2 separate regions of the Mus musculus genome follow, and region 1 is linked to region 2. Evidence: chromatin loops called from intact Hi-C (ENCODE). Cell type or tissue: left cerebral cortex. All regions are shown on one strand. Links, peaks and the distances in the headings refer to the core of each region. The heading gives the core; the rest is flanking DNA.

Region 1 (12,627 bases), core at 4,680-9,679, 340 kb before region 2:
CAATCTTTGGGTTCAAAGTGTGATCAAATATGCAACATTTGTGGTTCTCTCCTTCCACCATGTAGATCTTGGGAGTGCACTTCAGGCTGTTAATTTTGGTGGCAAGGACCTTTATTGGGTCAGCCATCTTGCCAGCCTTTATTTTAAACTACACCTTGGTGCCTGCTGAATGCCCAAACTGTCCTTATAAAATCTCAGCTGAAGTCAGCCATGGTGGTACACACTGTAATCCCAGCGGTTGGGAGGCAGAGGCAGGTGTCATAGCAAATTGAGGCCCGCCAGGTTTAGATAGCCTGATCTGGGTCATCCAGGGCTATATGGTGAGATGCTTTCAAAACAGCAGCAGCAGCAGAATCCCAGATAGAGCCAGATTTTGCTGTCACGACTTCAAAGCTTTCAGTTCAAAAGAAGAGGGAATCGGCAGTGGTGAGAAGGAAAATTACGAGAAATAAATTCAGACTGGGGCTGGAGAGATGGCTTAGCACTAGAACACTGGCTCCTGCAGACGACTTGGGCCTGGATCTCAGTACCCACATGGTGACTAACTCCAGTTCCAGGGCATCCCACACCTCTTCTAGCTTACAGGGACATTGTACTCACATTACACAAACAAACATGCATGTAAAATGCTCATAAAGTAAAGATAAATCTTAAAAAAAACCTATTAAAATACAGATTATCATTAGAATGCGTTTTACTTGCTGTTCAAATATTATAAATTGGGGAAAAGGTAGAAAAAAAATTCAAGGACATTATTATCAACACAAATGAGCATTTATTAATTATACACTCAGCGTGTTGCTCTGAAGTTTAATGAGAATAACTAGGTTTGGTAATATCTTGTCTGGATATTTCTATCCCCATGAGAGAAGTTGGATGGTAGAGCTAGTGTGGTCTGATAGTTGCAGGCTAAGATCACTGTCTGATGCATTCCTCGGTCTCTCTTTCTCCTGAGGGAAGAAATGAACAAAACAGAGGTTCCCTCATTGCTTAATGATGACGTTTCAGCAAAGACTGTGGGTCTGCCAGTTAAAAAAGGCTTTATTGTAGAAAACTTCAGACACCTAGAAAAGAAGAAGAAAAAAACCCCAGGAGTATAAAGAATGCTCTTCCTCTTGTCACTCAGGCGTGGCAACTTCCCTTTTATTTTCCTTTAAAGATTTATTTATTTATTTCATTTATATGAGTACACTGTAGCTGCCTTTAGTCAGACCAGAAGAGGCTATTAGATCCCATTTACAGATGGTTGTGAGCCACCATGTGGTTGCTGGGAATTGAACTCAGGACCTCTGGAAGTGCAGGCAGTGCTCTTAACCACTGAGCCATCTCTCCAGCCCATTGTGGTAACTTTCCTGACATCCTTATGTGCTTACCCTCCCCGATGTACTAGTGTGTCAAATACAGTCTGAATTTACAGTGGGTTACCCCAAACATCACGAAGATGTGAGACATTTCTGTCCTTCCAGAGTCCTTGTTTTTCAGTTTATTCCCCCCCCCCCCTCAGCCCTGCAGGAACCCTGTGTTCTGATTTATCTCAACACAGATTAATTTTGCCCATCCTAGAATTTCCCATACACAGCATCATCAATATGCTTTCTCCCTCCTCCCTCCCTCTTTCCTCCCTCCCTCCCTCCCTCCCTCCCTCCCTCCCTCCCTCCCTCCCTCCCTCCCTCCCTCTTTCCTCCCTCCCTCCCTCCCCTCTCTGTCCTGGATAGGTTGGCCTGGCCACACCAGCTGCCCCTGCCTCCTGAGTGCTAGCACTGAGCCTGTGAGCCACATCCTCAATATGCCCTCTCTTAGTACCAGGTTCCTTTTATTTAAGTGTTTGTGCATCTTTATCTTACTTCCTGTACCTGTAACACCCTTTTCTTGCAGAGAGAGTTCAGTGATATAAATAGATCACGACTTGTTTGTTTATACTTCTGTGTATAGCTGTTGGGTTGTTCCACTAGTCGGGTGGTCTAGACACACCTCATGAGGGAGGTATTGTAACTCACACCATCCATTATGGTGGGAGAGTTAGGTCGGCAGGAGCTTGATGGAGCTGGCCACATTGCATCTGCAGTTGGGAATGGAGGACAAGGAACACAGGCCACTATTCTGCTCACCTTTTCTAGCTGTCTGTGCAGTGCAGGAGCCCAGCCAGGGAATGGAGCCGCCCAATGTGGGTAAGTCTTCCCTGTAGCCAGACTTGAGCTATGTTGTGGGTTTTTCTTTCTTCCACCCTTCACCCCTTTTTCTCCCATCCTTTCAACCTCTTAACACTTAGATAGGAGAGAGAAAATGATAGAGGGGTAGAGGGTGCAAGGTCATCATTAGTCTACTTGGCTGATTAGGGGCATTGAGTTCCTTGGGGCACGTTTGATCTTCACTGTCAAGATAACTAATTTCTTCTTAGTTTCTTCTTTGTGCATGACTCCTTAACAGACCATGACCAACAGTGACCAACCACCAACCCACCACAACCTCTCAGGGCCCTACTGTTTATCTGTCCTCTGAAGAGTCCCCAGAAACCCAAAGGTCACACACTGGCAGCTGGCAAAATCACACCCCTGCTAGAGCATGAGGCAAATCATAGTCAGCTGCAGTGGGCAATCTGAAACAGCCCCCATATCCTACACCTGGGATTAGAGTGAAAACACTTTCTTATAATCTTTCTGTGTTTTTCAAAGAAACCAAAATTCTTACTACACCTCACACTTCAATTAAGGTAATTGAGTAGTTACTGATGGCATGTACGGAGATCTCTTTCCGGGGTGATTCTAGGTTTTGACAAGTTGACAGCTAATACTGGGCTTGATCCTGTCGTGAGAACCTCTGCAAGGCTGCCTGGGGGGGGGGTGTTTGCACAAAAAATACCTCAAGCCCTTCAGTGATATATATATATATATATATATATATATGTGTGTGTGTGTGTGTGTGTGTGTGTGTGTGTGTGTGTGTGTGTATAAAATTTATTTATAGCTCTCTCTCTCTCTCTTTCTTTCTCTCCCCCCCCCCCCAGGTCCTTTGAATATATGTTATGGCTTCTGGTTTTGTATTTTTATGGAATTCTGGAGTATAACAAGAAGTGGGTTTCTGTGTCTTTATCTGTTTCTTGAAGACTGCACTATCTTATACCATTACCCTGTGCCCTGGGCCCTCAGTCTCAATAGACAGATGTGGAACACCTAAGCCACACCCAAACCGTGGCACTGATGCTTTCGATGTGGCTGGTTTGGAGCAAGAATGAAATTTTATTTAATTTTAATATGTGTTTATTAGGGGCTGGAGAGATGGCTCAGCGGTTAAGAGCATTGGCTGCTCTCCCAGAGGTCCTGAGTTCAATTCCCAGCAACCACATGGTGGCTTGAAACCTTCTGTAGTGAGATCTGATGTCCCCTTCTGGCATGCAGATATATATGCAGATAGAGCACTCATATACATAAAAAGAAATAAATTACAAAATATGTGTTTCTTAGCCACATTTTTTGGGGGAGGGGGTTAGCCATCTTACTCGGCGTCTAGAGGCCAGTCTTGGAATTACAGATGGTGGAGCTCTCAATTTATGGCTAATAGGTGAAATGTAAGCACAAAGAGACAGTGGGTGTAACGGGAAAGGAAGAGGGTAAAGATTACACACTGGTGAAAAACAGCATCTAACATTGTGTCTGAGGGGGAGGAATTGGAAGATGGTTGTAGAGGCCTCAAATGAGTGACATTCTATAAGTGAGTTCCAAGAAGAGAGGCAACGGTTGATCGCATTATCATTGGCTGATTCATTCTGATGACAACAGAAAATAGGCCTTTGAGACTCACCACGCCTGTGTGCTCCGAGGAAGCCTTGTGGTTCGGAGATGACTGGCCAAGTCTAACACACAATATGTGTGTGTGTGTGTGTGTGTGTAGGTTGGGGGTGGGGTGGGGGCAGAGCTTGAGCCCAGTTTCTTCTTTGGTATCACCAATAAAACGGAATGAGTGCTTAAAGCGAGAATATTGCAGTATCAATTCTTATGAGTAATTCTAGGGACTTGAAGTGTGATGTGACGTGTGCTACTTTTGGAAACCCACTCCTCCGAAACGTTGTTGGAAGACGCTTACGTCCTTATTAAAATGTTAACGCGTGAGTCAAATTGATGGGTTTTGAACCCGAAAGATCAAATAGTTCATTTAATCGTATTAACCAAATTGGTTTTAAACCAGCGGAATTATTTGCTGTGCTTAAGAAGTCATTATTCTCCAACCGAGTGGATAAATGGGTCACCTTGGGGTTTGCAGCTGGAGTTTTCCTTTATAACAGTGCATCGGGAACTGAGTCATTTGTCCCAAAGAGGCTCAGCAAAGGTCCACCAGACCTGTCTTGATTAATTTCTCAAAACCACACGAGGAGATTTGTCAATTATGCTTTCCAGGGTTGATTTGATCAGCCTCACACCTTTTCATGGACTGCGGAAGTTGCTCCTTGGAGCTCTGACTGATCAAAATGGTTAAGAATCGCCAGGCAGAAATGACCTGTGAACCAACTTCTAATATGACTTGAACTTATGTGGTTTAGATGGCTGCTATCTTTGAGATGCTGGGTGTAGAACGGTCTCACCCAAATTCTGGCAGCATTTCTGGAGGAGCAGGCAGGGAGCGGGCACTCAGTCTTTTTCTGCTGGTGGAAAGTGACAGACAGAAGACATCACTGAAGACAGCACAGAGAACACCCGAAGAACAATCAAGATTTTTTTTTCTTTTTCTTCCCATTTCGATCCTTCCCGTTTCTACAGCTGCTGTGACATTATGACAGTAATGTAGTTGTGACCTGCTATTTCAGTACACACAGATCTTATATTACTCCATATTATAGCAAATTACCTCTTTTTTTTGGTCCCCTAGGCTCTTTGCTGTCTAAGTGGAACCCTTGGTCCTGAGCATTAACAACAGCTAGCAGCTGGTTAGAAAGACTCAAAAGCTCTCAGTCCGTGTGCTTCAATTCACACACAGACGTCAAAGTGGAGAAGTAGTCCTTGAAGGACCTTGGCAGCCCCAAGGGAGTGGATTCCTTTCCTGTCTGCTTACATCACCCCCACCACCTTAGAGAGCCCGGAATTCTTTGAGTTTCTGGATTCAGGGATCTTATGTAATGACTGGCCAACAGATGGGGCTGGGCATCCTGGAGTTTCAAGGCTCCCACAGGAGGTTCAGGACTGGAGGGTTCTGCATCCGGAGGGTCCTTCTCTTTCTAAACGATTATATAGTTTAGACTACTATACTATTATACTTTTAAAATATTATGTAGGTTTTGTATAATACTTTTGCTGTAAAAAGAAACTAGAGAGTTCTTTACGTTTCTTCATTAAGTAACTTTAAGAACAAGTTTCTTGAACTTCAGTCTCGTGTCTGGCTGACCCTCCTTACTAGGCTCTTACTCTTAGATCCGATGTTAAAGACTCGAGGGGACAAACAGAAAATGAAGGGAGAGATGCTTTGTTTTTATTCTTTATTAAGATGAGCTAACTGCTCTGGTTAGCGTAAGCGAAAATAATTTTAGTTGTGAAGTTCAGAGGTCACAGGAAAATGGAGGTAAACTTATCAGAAAAAAACAGAGAAAAAAACCTGGTAAAGCGGGAATTTTAGATAAACAGTGAATACCTGTTTTATTCGGTGACTTAGTGTTTTATCAGACGGAGAGAGTTTACTCTGCTGCAGGCTGGCCTTGAACTGATCTGTGTAGCCTGGGTTGTTCTCAGGCTTGGAATTCTGCTGTCTCATAGTCCCAAATAGCTGGACATGTGCCACTGTGTTAACTTATTATTATTTTTTAATACAGGCCTCTCTAGTAGCCCTGACTTTCCTGGAACTCCTTATATAGACCAAGTTTGTCTTGAATTCACAGAGATCCACCTGCCTTTGTCTTTTCTTCTTCTTCTTCTTCTTCTTCTTCTTCTTCTTCTTCTTCTTCTTCTTCTTCTTCTTCTTCTTCTCCTTCTCCTTCTCCTTCTCCTTCTCCTTCTCCTTCTCCTTCTCCTTCTCCTTCTCCTTCTCCTTCTCCTTCTCCTTCTCCTTCTCCTTCTCCTTCTCCTTCTCCTTCTCCTTCTCCTTCTCCTTCTCCTTCTCCTTCTCCTTCTCCTTCTCCTTCTCCTTCTCCTTCTCCTTCTCCTTCTCCTTCTCCTTCTCCTCCTCCTCCTCCTCCTCCTCCTCCTCCTCCTCCTCCTCCTCCTCCTCCTCCTCCTCCTCCTTCTTTTGGGTTTTTGAGACAGGGTTTCTCTGTGTAGCCCTAGTTTTCCTGGAATTCACTCTGTAGACCAGGCTAGCTTCGAACTGAGAGGCCAAGTGTCTCTGCCTCCCAAGTACTGGGATTAAAGGCATGTGCCACTATGGCCCACTGCCTTTATCTTCTGAGTGCTGGGATTAAAGGTGTCTGTAACCAGACCTGGAAACTACATATATATATGATTTATTTATTTCTTTTATGCTATGTGTTGTGCTGGTTAGTCTCTGTCAACTTGACCCAAGCTAGAGTTATCTGAAGGGAGGAACCTCAATTGAGAAGCCTCCAGAAGATCTGGCTGTCGGGCATTTTCTTAACCAGTAACTGATGTGGAAGGGCCCAGTCCATTGTGGGTAGAGTCACTGCCGGGCTGGTGGTTCTGTGTTGTACAAGAAATTAGGCTGAGCAAGCCACAATGAGCAGGCCAGGAAGCTGTACCTCTCCATGGCCTCTGCATCAGCTCCCACCTCCAGGTTCCTGCCCTGAGTTCTTGTCCTGACTTCCTTCAGTGATGAACAATGATACAGAAGTGTAAGACAAACAAACCCTCCCTTCCCATCTTCCTTTCTGCTATGGTGTCTCATTACAGTAATAAAAACCCTAAGTAAGACATGTGTATTAGTATTTTCGGCATGTAGGTACGCACACCGTGTTCATCCATTGCCCACAGAGGTCGTCCGATCTCCCTGGAATTGGAGCTACAGACAGTTGTGAGCCTCCTTGAGAACACTGGGAACTGAACCTGGGTCCTCTGCAAGAGCAGCAAGTGCTCTAAACTGCTGAGCCACCTCTCCAGCCCCAATTTGTAACAAGATCCTACGGAAACACACGGGGCGTGTTTATGCTTGTTAAATCTGGCAATCTTGAGAAGTAAGCCACAGAAAAATGAAGACTAAAAAGGTCTATATCGTGAATAAAATTTGAACCTCAATGATGTGCTGTCAGGATACCCACGTAAAATACCTTTTATGGGACATTTTACTTATTATTTATTTTTTCAAAGAGGTAGGATCACAGTTGTGCATGACCACAGCCACATTCTCAAAGTCAGAAACATCTCAGGCACCGTCCTTCCTCCGTCTCCCAAGTTGACTATAGGCATGTGCCACTCCCTCCAGTCAGGACATTTTATCATTGAAAGAATAGTATATACTCCATGATCTCAGCCTCCAGGAAATCTCTGAGTGCTTTTGTCCATGACATCTCTCTGAGATGAGGGTGAACCACAAATCAAGTTTATGCATGCGGATTTCCATTTGTTATGTGCAAAACAAACCAAAATAATAATATTATCTTCACCCCCCACCCCACCCCTCCAGCATTAAAGAGGAACAGAAATAGGCCGCGTGGAGAGTGAGCTGTTGGAAGCGCTGTCCAGCAGCAGAGGGCGCACGCGCACCACCGATGAGCTTCCAGTCACACCCGATCCGGTCATTTTCTCAGTACTCTGTGCAGTTCAGGTTTTATTTAAATATTTATTTGAATCAACTTTGGCATGCAGCGGTGCAAAAACAGATTAGAAATTAAATGCAGGTCTAGTGCACTCTCCAGCGTCTGCATTTCCCTAAATGATGTATAGCTTTTCGCCTAGGCGCCTTGATTTAGGAAGTCCTTCGGCTCGGCTTTGACATCTGAAAGTCCTGTGCTTCCTTTTGTGCTTAGATCCTGGCGTTTTTTCCCTCTCGGATCTTCCACTGTGAGAAAGAGTCAAGGGTGGGTGGGTATTTATCAGGGTAGAGAAGCGAAAGTCCCAGACAGGGTGGGATTGCTAGGTGGGCTGACTTGGCTCCCAACTACAACAGGAGTCAAATGTGACAGTTCTGATGTCTGAGAGTGGTGAGAGTCGAGTTGATTTCACACACACACACACACACACACACACACACACACACACACACACAGGAACACACGCGTGCACACACACTACTGCTTAGTTCATACAATGTGTCCTGTATGCTGAATGTCGACAATCTCTGGACCCGATCACTTGGCATTGGATAACCAGTTGTGAGGCTTTTCCTTGGGGAAGACAATTTCTTTGGCTCTCAGTATTCCCAGTTGCTAGTCTTTCTTTGACTGCGGTTGAGGTACTGTGAGCTTTCCTCCTTCCACGTTAGCGTGTCCATTGCTGTTGTCCTTGTTAGGTAGCCATGTTGTTGAGACTCATGGGCACAGCCCCCTGGCAGTTCTAGGAGACACAAACCCCAGAAAACTTCTGCTCCTCTGGCTCTTCCAATCTTTCCATCTCTACTGCAATGATCCCTGAAGCTTAGGTGCCGGAATTGTGTTGTAGAGGTATCAGCTGGAACTGGACACAGTCAGGTCTCTTGTTCTCTGCGTCTTGATTGGTTATAGTTTTCTATAATGGTCTCTGTCTGTTACAGCAAAGAGAAGTTCCTTCAATGCGGGTGGGAGCTGCACTTATGGCCAATAAGGACTTTTTCAGCTCATTAGAATCCAGCAGTCTCAGCCTCCTATGTATAGTTATTTTGTTTTTGTTTTCTTTTTTCAGATAGAGACTAGCTGTGTATCCAGACCTGCTATGAATTCACAATCCTGCCTCGGTCTCGTGAGTGCGTAGACAGCAGGCATAACTCACCACTCCTGGCATTTTTGTGGTCCGTTGTTGGCTGGAATTTTGTCCATCATGGTCTGACTGTTATGACTTTGGTGTCTGACTATATTTGACTTCATTTCAGTCACATAACAACCTGATTAAGTAGTCGCTGTTTCTGTTTGTGTGGAGGGTCAGAAGAATGGTGAATCTAAGCAAAAAGGCAGTATTCTAATAAACAAAGCATACACATTAAACATCTGTTTGACACATTACTTCCTAAACCTGATTTTGAAAGATGTTGTTTTTCAAAGTGTGATACATTTCATCAATTTTGGAAAAAGTTGCACACTTTAACCCTTTCCTGGAATTTTACAACAAGGTTTTCTTAAGAAACTCTATCGCCAGCCAGGTGGTGGTGACACACACGTTTAATCCCAGCATTTGGGAGGCAGAGGCATGTGGATCTCTGAATTCAGGTCCAGCCTGGTCTACAGAGTGAGTTCCAGGACAGCCAGAGCTACACAGTGAGACCCTGTATCGAAGGTTCCCCAAAAAAGAAAAAAAAAAAACTACAACTGTGAAATACATAATTAATCTCATACAGTTTATATTTCTCAAACTTATTCGATTAAAGGATCCTTATTCTCTCCCAATTTTTCTTTTTACTAACATATATTGATTGTACAAAATAATCTGTGTGTGTGTGTGTGTGTGTGTGTATGTCATGTACTTTAATGACACTCCCTTAGGGTCCTCTTTCCCTGCCCCCTTGTCTTTGTGTCTTTTCTGCTTTTAAACAATCTTCCTTATACTTTTATATCTTAAAAAATAAAACCGGATTCTGCATTTGTCTTCCCGAGTCTATCTTGTTTCCATTAACACGATACCCAGTTCCATCCATTTTCCTGTACTTGATGTAATTTTGTTTTTCTTTATGGTTGAATAGAACTACATTGTGGATCGGCCCTTCATTATCTTTACGTATCCACTGATAGATACCTAGGTTGATTCCATGACTTGGCTACTGTGGATAGCCCTGAATACAAATGGGCACCCGAGCCTGTCTAGAGCATGCTGACGTAGCGTCCATTAGCATCTGAGGAAAAGGGGCCTCAGCATCCTACGATCTAAGATCCCAGGAGCAGACAGCTGGACCTCTCTGTTTGGTTTCGTCTCTTCCCTTCGTTTTTAATAGAACGGCCATCAGTATTGAGAAGCGTGTATCTTCCGCGGAGTATGGTTTGAGAGACATTTCCCTTCGTTTTTAATAGAACGGCCATCACTATTGAGAAGCGTGTATCTTCCGTGGAGTATGGTTCAGGGGAGCTCATTATGGCCGTCACGGTTAGAGGACATGTTTTCATCCCCTCGAGTTTACAGGCATTACGATAGGACCCAGAGATGTGAGATAGGTTCTACTTCAGAGAGAGGGATTTTCAGTTTAAAAGAGGAGGAAAACCTGCCTTAGGTTTGAATGGGAGCATGGTTTTAGTTCCTGTGGTATTGTTTCAGCATTTTTCAAAATAGGAGAGTGACAACAGACCACTGTTTCTACTGATGTCTGTTTTCTTTTTAAGCCGGGGAAGAACGTTGCTTGCTGGCTTCTCCCCATAGCTTGTTCAGCTTGCTTAAAAATTAAGATTTATTTGTTTTATATGAGTACACTGTAGCTGTCTTCAGACACACCAGTAGAGGTCGTTGGATCCTGTTACAGATGGTTGTGAGCCACCATGTGGGTGTTGGGAATTGAACTCAGGACCTCAGGAGCGAACAGCCAGTGCTCTTAACTGCTGAGCCATCTCTCTAGACCTTCTACTGATTTCTTTTTTTCTTCTCTCTCTCTCTCTCTCTCTCTCTCTCTCTCTCTCTCTCTCTCTCTCTCTCTCTCTCTCTCTCTCTCTCTCTCTCTCTCTCTCTCTTTTGAGACAGGGTTTCTCTGTGTAGCCCTGGCTGTCCTGGAACTAATCCACCTACTTCTGCCTCCCAAATGCTGGGATTAAAGGCGTGTGTCACCACGCCCAGCCCTCTACTGATTTCTTAATGTGGCTTTCTGATTTGCTCTCCTATTGAACAATTAGTATTTTCTTTAATTAATCCAGTGTCGCTGTGAAGAGGGGGGAACTCAAACACTGGATTTGAATAAAGAGTCATCATTGAGACTCACGCCCTAGGTTGCTGGCTTTTGTCCTTTTACACAGATGCACATAAATGCACATAAACACACATGCACATAATATACATAGGTGCACATAAATACACACACACACACACACACACACACACACACACACACACACACAATTTCATTGTATCAATGCATCTTGTCCTTGTGCCGTTTGTCAGACAAAGAAGGAAATTAAGGGCCATGTGCATTCTTCTAGGAAAAATTGTTACTTTTTATGACCATGTGTGCATGGACATTCACGTGGTGGTCAGAAGGCGTGATTGTGGGGCCCAGCTTTCTGTAGGTTTTGGAGGTGGAACTTGGATCATTAGGTTTTTCAGGACAAGTGCTTTACTGGCTGAGCCATCTCCACAGCCCGGACATTCTTGTCAGAAGATTGGTCAATGGATTTTGAGTTTAAAGAATAGACAATTGTAGGCATTTTATAGTAATACTGTTGGCTTGCAAGTTACGGCTAGCCGGAAGTCTCTACTCTTTTGTGCTGGTTAGTCTTGTGTCAACTTGACATACAAATTAGAATTATCCAAAAGGAGGGAGCCTCAACTGTGAAAATGTCTCCATTCAATTCAGCTGCAGGGCATTTCTTAATTAGTGATTGGTGGTGGAGGGCCCAGCCTATTTTGGGTGGGATCATCCCTGGGCTCTTTAAGAAAGCAGGCTCAGCAAGCCAGGGGAAACAAGTCCGTAAGAACCCCTCCATGGCCTCTGCATCGGCTCCTTCTAGGTTCCTGCCTGTTTGAGTTCCTGCCCTGACTTCCTTAGATGATGAATGGCAGCATGGATGTGTATGCCAAATACACCCTTTCCTCCCCAGTGTGCTTTTTGGCCATGGTGCTTTTACAGAAATTAAAAACCCAAGCTAAGACACCTTGCTTCTTTAGAGCTGTGCCGACGTCCATCTTATTCTGGTACCTTTTTATTTTTTTGAGACAAGAGCTTGCTGGCTGCCCGGATGCTTGCGGTCTTCCTGCCTCCTTGTGTCTAGTATGAAGACTACAGTTGTGAGGTGCCACGCTGAGCAATGTAGCATATATTACCTATCCCGGGGAAGTGAAACTAAGTCATTGTTACATTGTTGATAGAAGAGTTAGAAGTGAAACATTCGGCTGTGGCCGACTGTGCAAAAGGACTTGCTGGGGATGGTGAGCAACCTTTTGGGGGACTCAGTCTTGAGATACTGTTTTCTCCAGTACTCATGTGATGTAGCAACAGCATAAAGGGTTTCCCCTCGTGACCAACCTCACATAAGCCGGTCCCTCACTCCTCCCAGCATCTCTTTGAAGCAGGGTTGGCATGAAGAGTCCAAGGGGATGCAAGTATCTCACACATTGCTATCTGTCACGCTCATCTTCTCTGTACTTCTGTCTGTCACGGCAGCATCCTTCCTGTGGAGCCGGCAGTCCTTATTGATCCAGTCGCAGATAACTGAACAGTCTAGAAGCAATAGGAGACTGATGGCAAACTGTGTCTTCCCACATCATGACTATGATGAGTTACTTGGGACCTTTCAGAAGCTAGTTTCGGAATAATGATAAGCCAAGAGCCAACGAAAGGGAGTTATTTCCCCCTTAATGCAGTCATGATTATGAATGGTTATTTTACCTTTGCCAATGTTAATAACACCTAATTCTTAATCCTCCTTATGAGATT
Region 2 (12,627 bases), core at 4,734-9,733:
TATAAGAATAAAAATAAGTGCTGACCTAACACATCCATCCATTTAATATTTAGCAGATTGTAGTGGTGCCTTCAGTATTTTATGGTATTTTATGGTGTTTGGAGGTTTTTATGATTGGTCTCTTAGGTCGAAGTTTTGTGTTTTCCAGAGCATCAATTTTGAGAGCCCCTTGTGGGGCTTCTTCAGTCATTGAGAGACTAACAGTGGCCTCACCCCAGGGGCCTCTTTAAGGCCACATTTCTGTTGCATTAGCCTTCTCTCTTTGGGGGGTACCCAGCACTTTCCACTGCTGCATATACTTTTTCAATTTCACACAGCAGATGGGGGGGCTCTTTTCATATGAGTCTTCTTAGAACTCTGCTTCCATCATGACTTTTTCTTGCTTTTAAACTTCAGCCACTTATCTTGGCATTCAAGGTCTTCTATCAGCAGAGAAATATGTCCTGGTGTCTCCCACTTACAAAACAGGCAATAGATGAGCAAACTTGGAAACAAAGGCTCATTTTGGGGTCCCGTGTTCTCCATCATTATTTTGTTTCCTTTATAGGGAGAAGGCTTCTGAGGAAAATGCTCTACGACCTTTTCCCAGCTTTTTTTCTTCCACTCACTCTTGAAACCACTGTAGTCTGATTTGTCTCCTATTGCAGGAGCTACTCTTCTCATAACTACCAACCCACTGACCACTCTGCTGACTCCTGAATTTGATCCATTGCAATGACCAGAAGGCATTAGTGTTTAATGCCTTCTGGTCATTCTTCTGCCTCTAATTGTATTCAAAATTCTTTGATACCTCTTCTGTTAGAACTTAAAATGTTGACATGTTTCCAGGCTGAATCTATACTCACCTTTTTTTTCTTACTACTACAACACCACCACCACCACCAACAACAACCTTAACTCACTTTACTCAATCTTATGCATAGCTTTAGATATCTTCTCTACAGATAAACTACTACATATATAGTAATTTTCCCGGACTTTCAACCAATTAAGTTCTTTCAATGTATCTTTTGATATGGTTTCTTTCTCAGAATAATGGCCATTCCCTCCACCCCACACACAGAATGTAATGTCAAGATAACATTTGGGGTGGCAACACATACAGCTAAGTACCATATTTTTCAGATTCCCTTGCAGCTATAGGGAACAACAGCAAATATCAACTGAAATCTTCTAGGAATCCTTAACACGGACACAGCTCTCTCTTCATTTTGTTTCCGTGTGCTCTCTGCTGAAGCCTGCACAGAAAGTTGGAGATGGACTATATATAAATGTGGGGTGGTCATAAGGATGAAAACCATTCCTTTGAGTCCTTGAGTGAGAAAGTAGCTCTTCAACACCAAACTGTTTAGCCTTCTCGTCATCCTTTTTATTATTCCTTGTTGGTTTGGCCCTTCCTACATTTCTGCAGGTAGTTCCCATCCAGGAGAGAAACAAATATAAGACAAGCAAGATAAAATTAAAACACATACTAATAAGCCCACAAAGCCAAGAGCATCTCTAATAAGGAACTCTTCTTCCCATCCACAAATATGGCTGTTTGTTTTTAGTCTTCTCCATTTTAGAAGGATGTCTTTGCAACTTGAAGTCGGGGAAAGCCTTGTTGACGCACTTCCTTCTTCTGGCTCCTCCTGCTTCCTGCTTCAGTGTCAAGCAGCTGACTTGTTGCTCTTTTCACCCTGTTCTAGTCTCCTTAATCTTCACCTCTATGTTCTCCCCCTCCCCCCTCAGGAACTACTTTCAACTTGTCTTTGTTGCTTTCTTTCTTTCTTTTTTTTTTTAATTTTATTTTTTTCCATTTTTTATCAGGTATTTAGCTCATTTACATTTCCAATGCTATACCAAAAGTCCCCCATACCCACCCACCCCCACTCCCCTACCCACCCACTCCCCCTTTTTGGCCCTGGCATTCCCCTGTACTGGGGCATATAAAGTTTGCGTGTCCAATGGGCCTCTCTGTGGATGCTCACAGTCAGCTAATGGATGGATCACAGGGCTCCCAATGGAGGAGCTAGAGAAAGTACCCAAGGAGCTAAAGGGATCTGCAACCCTATAGGTGGAACAACATTATGAACTAACCAGTACCCTGGAGCTCTTGACTCTAACTGCATATGTATCAAAAGATGGTCTTTGTTGCTTTCTCCACAACGTAATGACTTTAAAAAACACTGACATAACTTGCTTCCTAGTCTACTCATAGAAGCTGAAAAGAATTCAGTGACTTTCAATTGTAGTTGAAAGACTGGCTTAGTCTGTCTCTTTGATCTCTTCAGATTTCACCCTCTCCACTCTTCCGCTCTCTGGTCTCCCTGTGTGCCTGCTGCATCTGCTTTCTCCCTGCCTTAGAAAGAGAAGCTTTATACAGCTGTGCCCCCAGGACATAGCTCTTGCCGTTCTCTCTGCTTGATGCCTGCAGGTTGACTCCTCCTGGTAATTTAGGTGCTGGCTTAGACACTGTCTCCCTAGAGAAGCCTCCCTGAGCATCTTAATTAGAAGAGCAGCATTCTCGGCCAAATGTCCTTCTTCTTGCTCACCTCTGAGGCAGATCTTCCTCAAGGCTTCCTCTTCCCAGGAACTCTGAAAGCTGCCATTTGTGCTGTTTGAGCCTCACAGGGATTATCTGTGGTATCTTTTCCCAAACGCTCTGAGCACAACCTTATGCTGCTCTCAGGTTGATTGGGTACCCATGCTTATTTTTCCTTAACGGAGTAGCTTTTGATCACGACAGATTTTGGATATTTATTTTAATAACCTCAGTGCTTGCTCACGGGAGAGCTTAAAACATGTATTATTTTAGTGATGCGCAGATTTCTGTAATGAAGCCTTCATGGTAATCATCTGCTTTTGTCTTTACTCCATATGTTTTTTGGGGGTGGGGGTGGGGACTTTTTATCTCCTTGATTATGAAGAGACTCTCCTAATGTTTTAATTTTACGTTTGGTCTCTGTGGCTCAAAGCACAATATAATAATTTTCTCTCAGTTGAATTCAGAATTGAAAGAGAGGCTAGTTACGATATTGACTGACATTATCTTCTTTCACAAATATGAATGCTTGTTGGTGGATGAGGTAGAACCTTGAATATGACATTGAACCCTAGCTTTTATAATTTTTGCTTCAAGGTGGGAGAAAGCTGAATTTGTTTCTATTCAAAATGAAGGCCTGGAGCATTTTCAGTCGGGCCTGAAGCTCTGGTTGATTTTTCCCCATGTAATTAGTGATTATGGATTTGTGAAGATCCACCCATGCTTCTTTTTTAGTATCCATGGTAACCAAAGCGGCATATCTTTGAAAGGTTTAATGGGGCAAGTAAGAGAAGTCTCCTTGGTATAAAGTGAGCTGCTTTCAGTTTCCATCTCGGGTCTTACCAGGACTGTCATCATTAGAACGAACACAGTACGGGGCGTCTAAGGGAGTTTAGGTCCCCAGTGTTCTGTTGTTGAAAATTTGTAAGAGACTAGTTTGGTTAGATTTAGTTCATAGTCCACAAACCTAGAACTAACCATCGCCTCTTTTTTTTTTTTTTTTTGGATTACTCAGGTCAGTCAGTAATCCCACAAATGCAGCCTGCTCAATCCCACTCAGATCAATTTCTGCTTTGAATTCAGAAAAGTTCAGCTGAAATTTAAATCGAATCTGTAACGAGAAGGATGAATTTTTAATAATATGGAAGATCAAAACCTAGAGAAATTTGAATTTAAATTGGGGTTATCGTGGAGCGCTTTCTGATGTAGTTACCGTATTTTAAGGGGATTATAAAAGTCTCCATATGTTTACAAGGAGGCCATAAAGAGCAATCACCTCAAAACCGGCATTTAAGAAACATAAAGCAAATTCAATCCATCTCTTCTAAAAGCAGAGAAAGGCTCCAAAGTTAACAGTTTGAAAACGATGGCTGGAGGATGCCTGAGTTGACCCTTTTAAGTCAATAGAGATCGCTCTAAGACTGCCCTAGCCATATTTCTAACTGGGAAGTTATCTCTGTACGCTTTAGCTTTCCAGAGTGCATTTTAATTTTAACTTGCGCATGAGACGTTTGCTCTGCGGACTGTGCCGATCGGATGGATGCTTGCGTCGCTCTGACCCATTGCCTTTTGTGCGCATGCGCAGGGTTAGCACATGGCGCTTCTCAGTGGAAAGGTCATTTGCGATGAAAGGCCTTCGAGAAAATTTTGCTTTACTTCTTAGGTGTGGACACCCGCGAACGATGCATATGCATATGCCGGTGTTGCTAGCTTTCCTTGAACAGATGGCAAAAATTATAAACTAAAAACATATGCATTGCATCGCAAACATTTCCTCCCCTGCCCCCCACCCCCACCCCAGTGGTTTGGCAGACTGATAAGGAGGGCAGCGGTGTTCAGAGCCTTTGAAAAAATTTAACCCCTGAAAACACATGGACGAGGCTTGAGGGCGTTTACAAATTTAATAATTGAAAACCAAAAGGGAGTTTTCTCTCCTTGAAGAGATAAGAATTCTTAAATTTGACTGTGAAAAACTGATGGTTTATCACTAACTAGGGGTGAGTATCCTTCGTTGTAATAGCTTAAGAGCATTCCGCATGGGTTTCTTCGAGGATTTTGTTAAATGATTGGTTTATGTGTTGTCCTACTGTAGAAAATCTGTATTAACTGAGCATTGTCTGTCTGGGGGATTCTTAAAGTAGATGTCTCCTCAAAGGCTTTTCTGAGTAGGTTTGAGACAATCTCCTCCCTGTCTTCTTGGGACTCCATAGAGAAACATTTTATCATTGACCAACAACATTCTTTTTTTTTTTCTGGCAATTATAAATTGATAATTATTTTCAGCTACCAAGGGATGCAATAGGTGGGTTGTATCCTCGAACATACTCCCTAGTAGCGTATAGTGTTTTCACATCATTTTGCATGTAACCTCTTTAGCAAGGTGTCTTTTGTCCCTACCCAATTACATCCCTTGCCCTTAAAAAACAAAACAAAACAAAAAAACCAAAAAAACTCCCACTAGTTCTTGTTTCTACATTGTTAGTTATTAACAACCCCTTGTTGTATATTTCAGACACAAGTCCTTTATCAGATGAGTGTTTTTCAAATGTTTTCTCTTTTTTTCCATTTTTTATTAGGTATTTAGCTCATTTACATTTCCAATGCTATACCAAAAGTCCCCCATACCCACCCACCCCCACTCCCCTACACACCCACTCCCCCTTTTTGGCCCTGGCGTTCCCCTGTACTGGGGCATACAAAGTTTACGTGTCCAATGGGCCTCTCTTTCCAGTGATGGCCGATTAGGCCATCTTTTGATACATATGCAGCTAGAGTCAAGAGCTCCGGGGTACTGGTTAGTTCATAATGTTGTTCCACCTATAGGGTTGCAGATCCCTTTAGCTCCTTGGCTACTTTCTCTAGGTCCTTCCTTGGGGGCCCTGTGATCCATCCATTAGCTGACTGTGAGCATCCACTTCTGTGTTTGCTAGGCCCCGGCATAGTCTCACAAGAGACAGCTACATCTGGGTCCTTTCAATCAAATGTTTTCTTTTAGTGGATACACTATGCTTGCTCTATGGCTTGTCTTCATTTGTCTAACATCACTGGAAGTTTTGAAAAAACGATGGATTTTGATTCTGTGAAGAATTTTGAAGTAGGAGAGGTGCTGGCATAGTTGTGGTTGGCAAAAGGAGCCGAAGACTGTGTGTGTTTGTGGTGTGTGTGTGTGTGTGTGTGTGTGTGTGAGACCCTATGTATTTCCTCTAGATTTTGGAGGAGTTCTGTTGTAAAGAGCTAGTTTCAAGTTTCAACTAGCTTTTGGGTGGTTACATTGTGCTTCTTAGATGTGAGACCTCTGAGTCTCTGATTGCACAGAGCAATCTTTCAGTTCTGGTGGCTCTGGGCATTATTTGTGGACAGCACACATGGCAGCTGGCAGGGTTAGTTTTATCAGACACCATGGACCTGGACAGGGCAACCAAGGATGTCTCTTTCTAGCTTTCCTCCCATCTCATGCCACCTTCTGTTTGGAAATAGAATGGGAGGGGCTGCCCTTTTGTTTTCAAAGCTACTTTAGTGGCCTTACACATGCTGAATTGAAGAGGAAACTGGTGTGTGCCTCAAAAAATGTTTAGACCTATTAGATACAATTATGTTTGTCTTCGTTACTTTCCTAGTGCTGTGACAAAATATCACAACCAAGGCAACTTTACAGAAGAAACAGTTTATTTGGGGTCATGGTTCCAGAGGGTTAGAGTCCCTGATGGCAGAGTGGACATAGTAGGCTCCAGGGGCTGGAGCAGTAGCTGAGACAATCAGAAATCACAAACAGGAAGGAGAGAGAGAGAGAGAGAGAGAGAGAGAGAGAGAGAGAGAGAGAGAGAGAGAGAGAACCCAGAATGCCCTGAGCCTTTTAAAACCTCAAAGCCTACACCCAGTGAGATACATCCTCTTCACCTCCTAGTCCTTCCTAAACAGCCTTAGATGGGGACCAAGTATTCAAATGTCTGGGACTTAAGGAGATTTGATGGTGCTACAGCGCTGAATTCATTTAACTTGCTGCAGCATTGAATTCAGAGCGTATATGTATTTCTGTGATGACTGACACAGGATAGTTCATTACTGCGTACGGAACGATAAAAGGGTTTGATTTCCTAAGCAGGTGAGCAGTTTCCGGCATGATTTCAAGGGGAGAGATTTCTGACTTTGAAAGCACCATCTATATACGAGACACCCGGTGAGATGAAATCTTGTCTTTTCAGCATGGCTACGATGTATCCATCCCTTTTGAACCTCTCGGCTTCCTCTGCTTACAATGGGCCTGTATCACTTCTGTAATTCCAGAGTCGCAACTGACACAACCTCCTGGAAGGGTGAGCGGGGACAAAGCTGGTGTTCAGGGCAGACCTACTTGTTTGTAACAGGTGATCTCTCCTAAGTCCCCTTCTAGAATTATCTACTTGCCGTCCAATGGGAGGAAACTACAGGGACTCCAGTCTCTGGTTCCGTTTCTGTTATTCATTCCTTGCTACTGTATCTGCTCTTTCCTTCTCACCTGCACAGTGATGAGAATTGCCCCAGTTGCTTTTCTAGAAGGCTGTCTACTCCACTGTGATTTCCTAAGAAGCTCCTAGTGTTTACAGTGGGCAATGCCTTGCACTGCTTTGAGCACACACCTCTTGCCTACCCTGGTCAAGTTTCTCCAGTATCTCCTTTCTCTTGCTGTGTCATGGTGTTTATTTAAGATTAGCATTTTTAAACACAGCAGGTGTCCACTGAATGACGGGCACTTTAATTACAAAGGGTCCCAGTGAGCATGTTGAGCTATCTGCCGGAGGATTTTCTTTCTTTGAAATGTGTTGCCAATCCTATTCAGGTCACTTTGCTAAATTTTCCTTTCTTTCAAAATATTTTTAAAAATTCTTCCAGAGCTTTAGTAGTAAAAAGAAATGATTGAATAGATTGTACTACATCAAAAAGGACACTTATGAAAAATTTAATACCACAGGGAAATGGCTGCTGCCATTTCTTCATACATACAAAATTCAGACAGCATGATTACAAGCACATAAACTATAGCCAAAAAATTATGGGTTATCTAGAGGATAAGGAAAGCAGGCACAGGCATGAATATGAATTTTTTGAGTTAACATTTTTTTCCCACTTTTTTGTGGAGAGAAATGTTTTTGCACACTCTCTTACCTTAAGACCAGGTCCAATTCCACCTATTTCCAGTAGGGGTCACTGTGGTTCTTCAGTAGTTAAAAAATTTTTATTTATTTATTTATGTTTTTTTTTTTTTTTTTTTTCCAATTTGGCATCCCTGTTAGAAGGGGAGAAAAGCATTCTGTCATGGTTATTATTTTTAGCAAAGTTAAGGGAAATGTTAAAATGATAGCCTCCTTTTTTAAATACAAAGAACACTTCGCAGAGCAATTGAGCTTTTTCCAGCTTCTGCATCCCAGGCTGTAACTATCAGAAACATTTCTATCTTACACCGATGACCCAAATTTAATTTATTAGTGTGAAGTATTATCCCTATTCCATTTATTCTGCCATTAAGACAGAATTAAACTCGTTCTTTCCATGGTGTGACGGTGGCAGGCTACCTGTTTCCACTTGCAGACTAGTGCCCTTTTTCTTCCTTCCTTCCTTCTTCCTTTTTTTTTCCCCCAGAAGGTGGCTTCCCAGCAGTACAGAAATACAGCTTCCGAAAAAGTTCATTAATAATGAAGTATCAAAGTTAATTAATGGCACATGAGATATGCAGATGTAAGGACCATTTTCTAAGGTCAATGAAGGAGATCCAGAAAATTCAGACATTGTTGCATCTTGAAAAGAATTCCCCCTGGTGAATTCAGCAGGAATGTAGACTAGGTATTTGTTTGGGAAAAAAAAGATCAAATATTAAGAATTAGAAAGAGGAAATATAGTCTCCGAATATTAAGAAGACGCATGCTGAGTATAACATCCAAGTGCCGGAGCGATGTGACCATCAAAGTCCTGATTTCTCCTCCTGGATCTTTAACTTTATATCGCGGGGAACCAAGAAACCTTAAATATGATATTGCTTTGAAAAATCTCATCTTTTCCTCTCATCCCCTTTTTACTACTTGCAGCCTTGAAAAATGCTGTCCCGATCACCTTGCAAGATCATCTTCTATTTCACAGCCTGGGGCCCTTTGCTTCCTGACATATCCTTATTTCTATAGCATTTTGACTACATTCCCAGACGTTTCCCCACTCCCGCGGCCTCTCAATGCATTTCAAAATCGATTTTCTTGGGTATTTGTCGCAGACCTCACATTTAGCAGGATTAGGGGAGGTACCGGGGCAGGTGCTACAACCTAGAACTCCACCAGTCACCTTATAGTCAGGGCAAAAGTCTTTGAGACTATGCGTAAGTTGGGTCTCATCTGGGCTCAGGCACACAACTCCATTTCTCCAACTTTGCTGAAAACCACCAAGGTCTGGGCAGCAAGAGGCAGGCAGGGCTGACTGGAGAGGGACTCCACTGAGTTTAGAACCTTTACTCTCTCTGTTAGTTACACTTCCTGAAAGACCAGTCTCTGTTTCTAAAATGAGAAGAGTAATGGTTGCCTTGACACAGTTTTAACCATAAGTAAGTAACTAGGATTTTTCTTTTGTTTGGAAAGCTCCTTAAGTTTTTCTCTTCAAAGGATGGAGCCAGCGTTTTCTTCATAATCCAGAATCATCAGAAGTGATTTAAAAATATTTCCTCGGGGCTGTCTCTTATGTAGGTCATCTCTCCTTAAGTCCAGTGTTTCTGCATTTTAATATTCAAAGTGGGGTTTTAAGTTGGCAAAACTGGAATTCTAGCCCTGTTCTAACACTAACTTGCATGTGACTTTCATAATCCCAATTAAATTAATTTGGAGACCATTAGAATAAGGATCCTGATGATGGTACAGCATGTGGTTAGAGTAAAATAATAGCAGCAGTATCGGGTCACGTGATCGCCATGCCTCTGCCTCGAAGGTGCGTTTGATTGAGGAGTGAGCGGTTAAAGCGCAGGTCGTGGGTGTGCCCTGGTCTGTAGGAAGGCATCTGTGTTGTCAAGGAGCTCACCTTCCAGCACGATGGGAGAGGCACGATTCTCTGCTTTCCCTCAGAGACTGAGACACCATCGTAGCCCATGGCTGGCATGTGGGATGGGGTTGTTCTAGAGCGTATTATTAGGGAAAGCCTCTGTGACGAACTGGCGTTTGAAGATTTTGACGATGGAAAGAAAACAGCCAGGTAAAGACTGGATTGGGGAATGATATGGAGGAGGGAGCAAAGGCCCCAAAGGTGGACTGACTGTGTGAGGTTGAAGGAGCGGGCTGCTGGCAAAACTTCAGACTCAAACCATGATACACACCTTGATCAGGCTTTTCTTTACCCCTCATACTTGAGAGGACTCCTAAGCTCTGAATGTCTGCTGGAAGCACTTTGCCTGAGCCTTTCCCATCATGCTTATTTTCAGTGAAACTCAGTGTCCTTCTAAGTGCAAGCTCTCCGGATCTAGGCACTGACCTTCCTTTGAGAGACTAGCCTAGCCTAGTGCATTCCCTTTTCAGTAGGATAAGCAGGTTCGCCCAGAGGAGGTAGTGAGATAAACAACAAACATCAGGTGAAATTTTACTGGGACAGAGAGGAAAACAGAGGGCATCTGTCATTGCCATCAGAGGCAGCTTCCTGAAGCAGATGAAACAGATGCCATCCTTTGGAAATGCATCACTGGCTAACCAGCGCTCAGTTAGAGTCAGATCACTGGCCAACCAGGGCCCACTTAGAGTCAGAACACTGGCCAACCAGGGCACTTAGAGTCAGATCACTGGCCAACCAGGGCCCAGTTAGAGACAGAAAGGAAGCAAGCACAAAGTTTTCTGTGTGAACCCAGTAAGATCCAAGCTGTTATTTTCTACTTTGATCTTATTAGCTTATTAATAGGGAGATTATTAACAGGATTACGTAACAGCATATGTAAATCAGCTAATATTGGCTAGCTCTAATGAAAGATTATGATTATTCTAATCCTCATAATGACTAGTGAAAAGACAACCCTCTTTCCTCTGCACTGTGTGACCTAGGACAACACAGGTATGGAGCGGTCAAGAAACGCCGACAATTATTTTCTTGTTGCTATTAAAAGTCAACTAGTAATTAACATGCAAATCTTATTTAAGGGAAGCCAGCTAATGTTCGGCCTTCCTGGAACAAGGGAGCTACCAAGTAACTGTAGGGTCTGTAGTCAACTGTGTGGATGTAGGAATAGATGGATTCTGGGCCAAGTGTGACTTTCTGTTAGGTAAACTGTTTTAGTGTCAGGCTGTTCGAGAAAATCCAAAAAGTCTACTTTTTTCCTTTGGCCAATCTCATCTTTTCTGAATAACTCAAAGAATGCCTGATTAGGAAGGTGACTACTTTTGTGTTATCAAGAAACTTGGGCTGCTAGAGGACTGGTTAAGATGCCAAGAGGACTGGTTAAGATGCCTAGAGGACTGGTTAAGATGCCAAGAGGACTGGTTAAGATGCCAAGAGGACTGGTTAAGATGCCTAGAGGACTGGTTAAGATGCCAAGAGGACTGGTTAAGATGCCAAGAGGACTGGTTAAGATGCCTAGAGGACTGGTTAAGATGCCAAGAGGACTGGTTAAGATGCCAAGAGGACTGGTTAAGATGCCTAGAGGTGAACTTGTACTTTGGGAACACAGATGCTAATTTTGTGGGTACCAAAGGCTACTGCAGGCTTCCCAGGGCCTGTGTGGAGCTCTGACTGCCTCAGCTCATGGTGGAGAAACAAGTTCTGTCACCTTGCTAACAGGTGTTTTTTAACTTCTAATTATCCTGCATAAAATGAAAAGCCCCCGGCTTCCCCACATCAGTGCAGTGTTTTGTCTGAATTGCACCAGATCAAATATTTTGTTTATGCCTGGAGGAAAAATGAAAAAGCAGACAACTTATTTTGTTCCAGAGAGAAGCAATTTGACACATTAGAATTTCTTAAAGATATTAAAATGGACACAACTGTTTTGTTAAGTTGGAGGCAGGATTCATACACATGTTTAAAGTTTAAAAATAAAGCAAAATCTTAAATTAAACTGGACTCAGTTCCACTTCACACAGCTCTCTCAGGACCCAGAGGGGCTTAGATTGTTTTCCTCTCAAGTGAACTATTTTAGAAATAATAGGTTTAGGTGTCAAGCTATTATTAACTCTTATTATCTTAGCTTGTAGGAGTATCAGTTTAGCAGTAGAGGAGGAAAGATAGGCAGAGAGTGGGCTTGGATGGGGCATCCAGGGGGCCTGGTGGGTATGGAACATAATGTATATTTCCTCTGAGAGATGACAATGACTGGAGACCAGTTTGGAGCAATTTGGAGTATGGAGGAAGAGGCATCTACAAGGAGATTCCGTGGACTGAAACTTTGCAGTTTGGCTGTGCATCCGTTAGAGCGTTTTGAAGCCAGGCAGTCACACAGCTGTGTAATGATGGCAGCTCATCTTAATCAAACCCCACTCCTGGGCCCCTCCCACCATCCAGCTGGTTGCTACAGGATTAGGCACTCCATCTAAGACCTTAGTTGTTTAGACTTTTCTTTAAAAAATTATTTATTATTATTGTTGTTGCTGTTGTTGTTGGTGTTAGTGGTGTCCATGTGTGTTCCCCTGCGCGCTCATGCGTGTATGTGTGTGTGTGTGTGTTTGTGTGTGAGTGTCTATGTGTACAGGGCATACGGCAGAGGGCAACTTTTAGGAGTCACTTCTCTTCTTCCACAGTAGATTCTGAGCATCACACTCAGGGGTCAGGCCTGCTTGAGGCATTCTGACCATTAGATCATTTTGCTAACCCAGTTGGACATATTTTTGTGGGATCTTGGAGGTCACCTTACTTTCCACACATGGTCCACCTACGTGAACAAGGCTGTCAGCTCTGTGGATGTGTGGCTTGCAAGGTTACCCAGTGTTCCATATTTAGAGGAGCCTTCTATGCTGAAGGTCTGCCATCTTGAAATCTTTGTACAAGTGCTCTGCACACGCATTTCATATCGGGGACCACAGATTTCATGGTGAACCTGACCCATATGCTTGCAAATCCCATAGGAGAGAGAATGGAACTGTTTCTTAGGATTCTTGTGTCTTTTTTTTTTTTTTCTTATT

What was found. Hi-C counts contacts between places; a loop is a spot of excess contacts. Peaks named below come from ENCODE experiments on the same cell type or tissue, not always from the same donor. Only the 100,000 strongest peaks of a DNase experiment are listed, where the experiment ranks them.
Region 1: it touches region 2 in a loop (3.0-fold over the local background); 7 of 42 quality-filtered maps call a loop at or near these places.

What each region holds. Positions count from the first base shown.
Region 1 is chr10:126,864,846-126,877,472 of GRCm38, reverse strand. It overlaps a transcript of Atp23 not described here. Among named protein-coding and RNA genes, the nearest start is that of Atp23, 30 kb to the left of the region's middle. In left cerebral cortex, for the core only: CTCF peaks have their summits at 7,418 and 7,626 (motif pointing right); a DNase peak (open chromatin) is centred at 7,643; H3K4me3 peaks cover 360 bases; H3K27ac peaks cover 259 bases.
Region 2 is chr10:126,526,658-126,539,284 of GRCm38, reverse strand. No RefSeq gene overlaps it. Among named protein-coding and RNA genes, the nearest start is that of Gm40797, 130 kb to the left of the region's middle. In left cerebral cortex, for the core only: a CTCF peak has its summit at 7,681 (motif pointing right); DNase peaks (open chromatin) are centred at 7,722 and 8,858.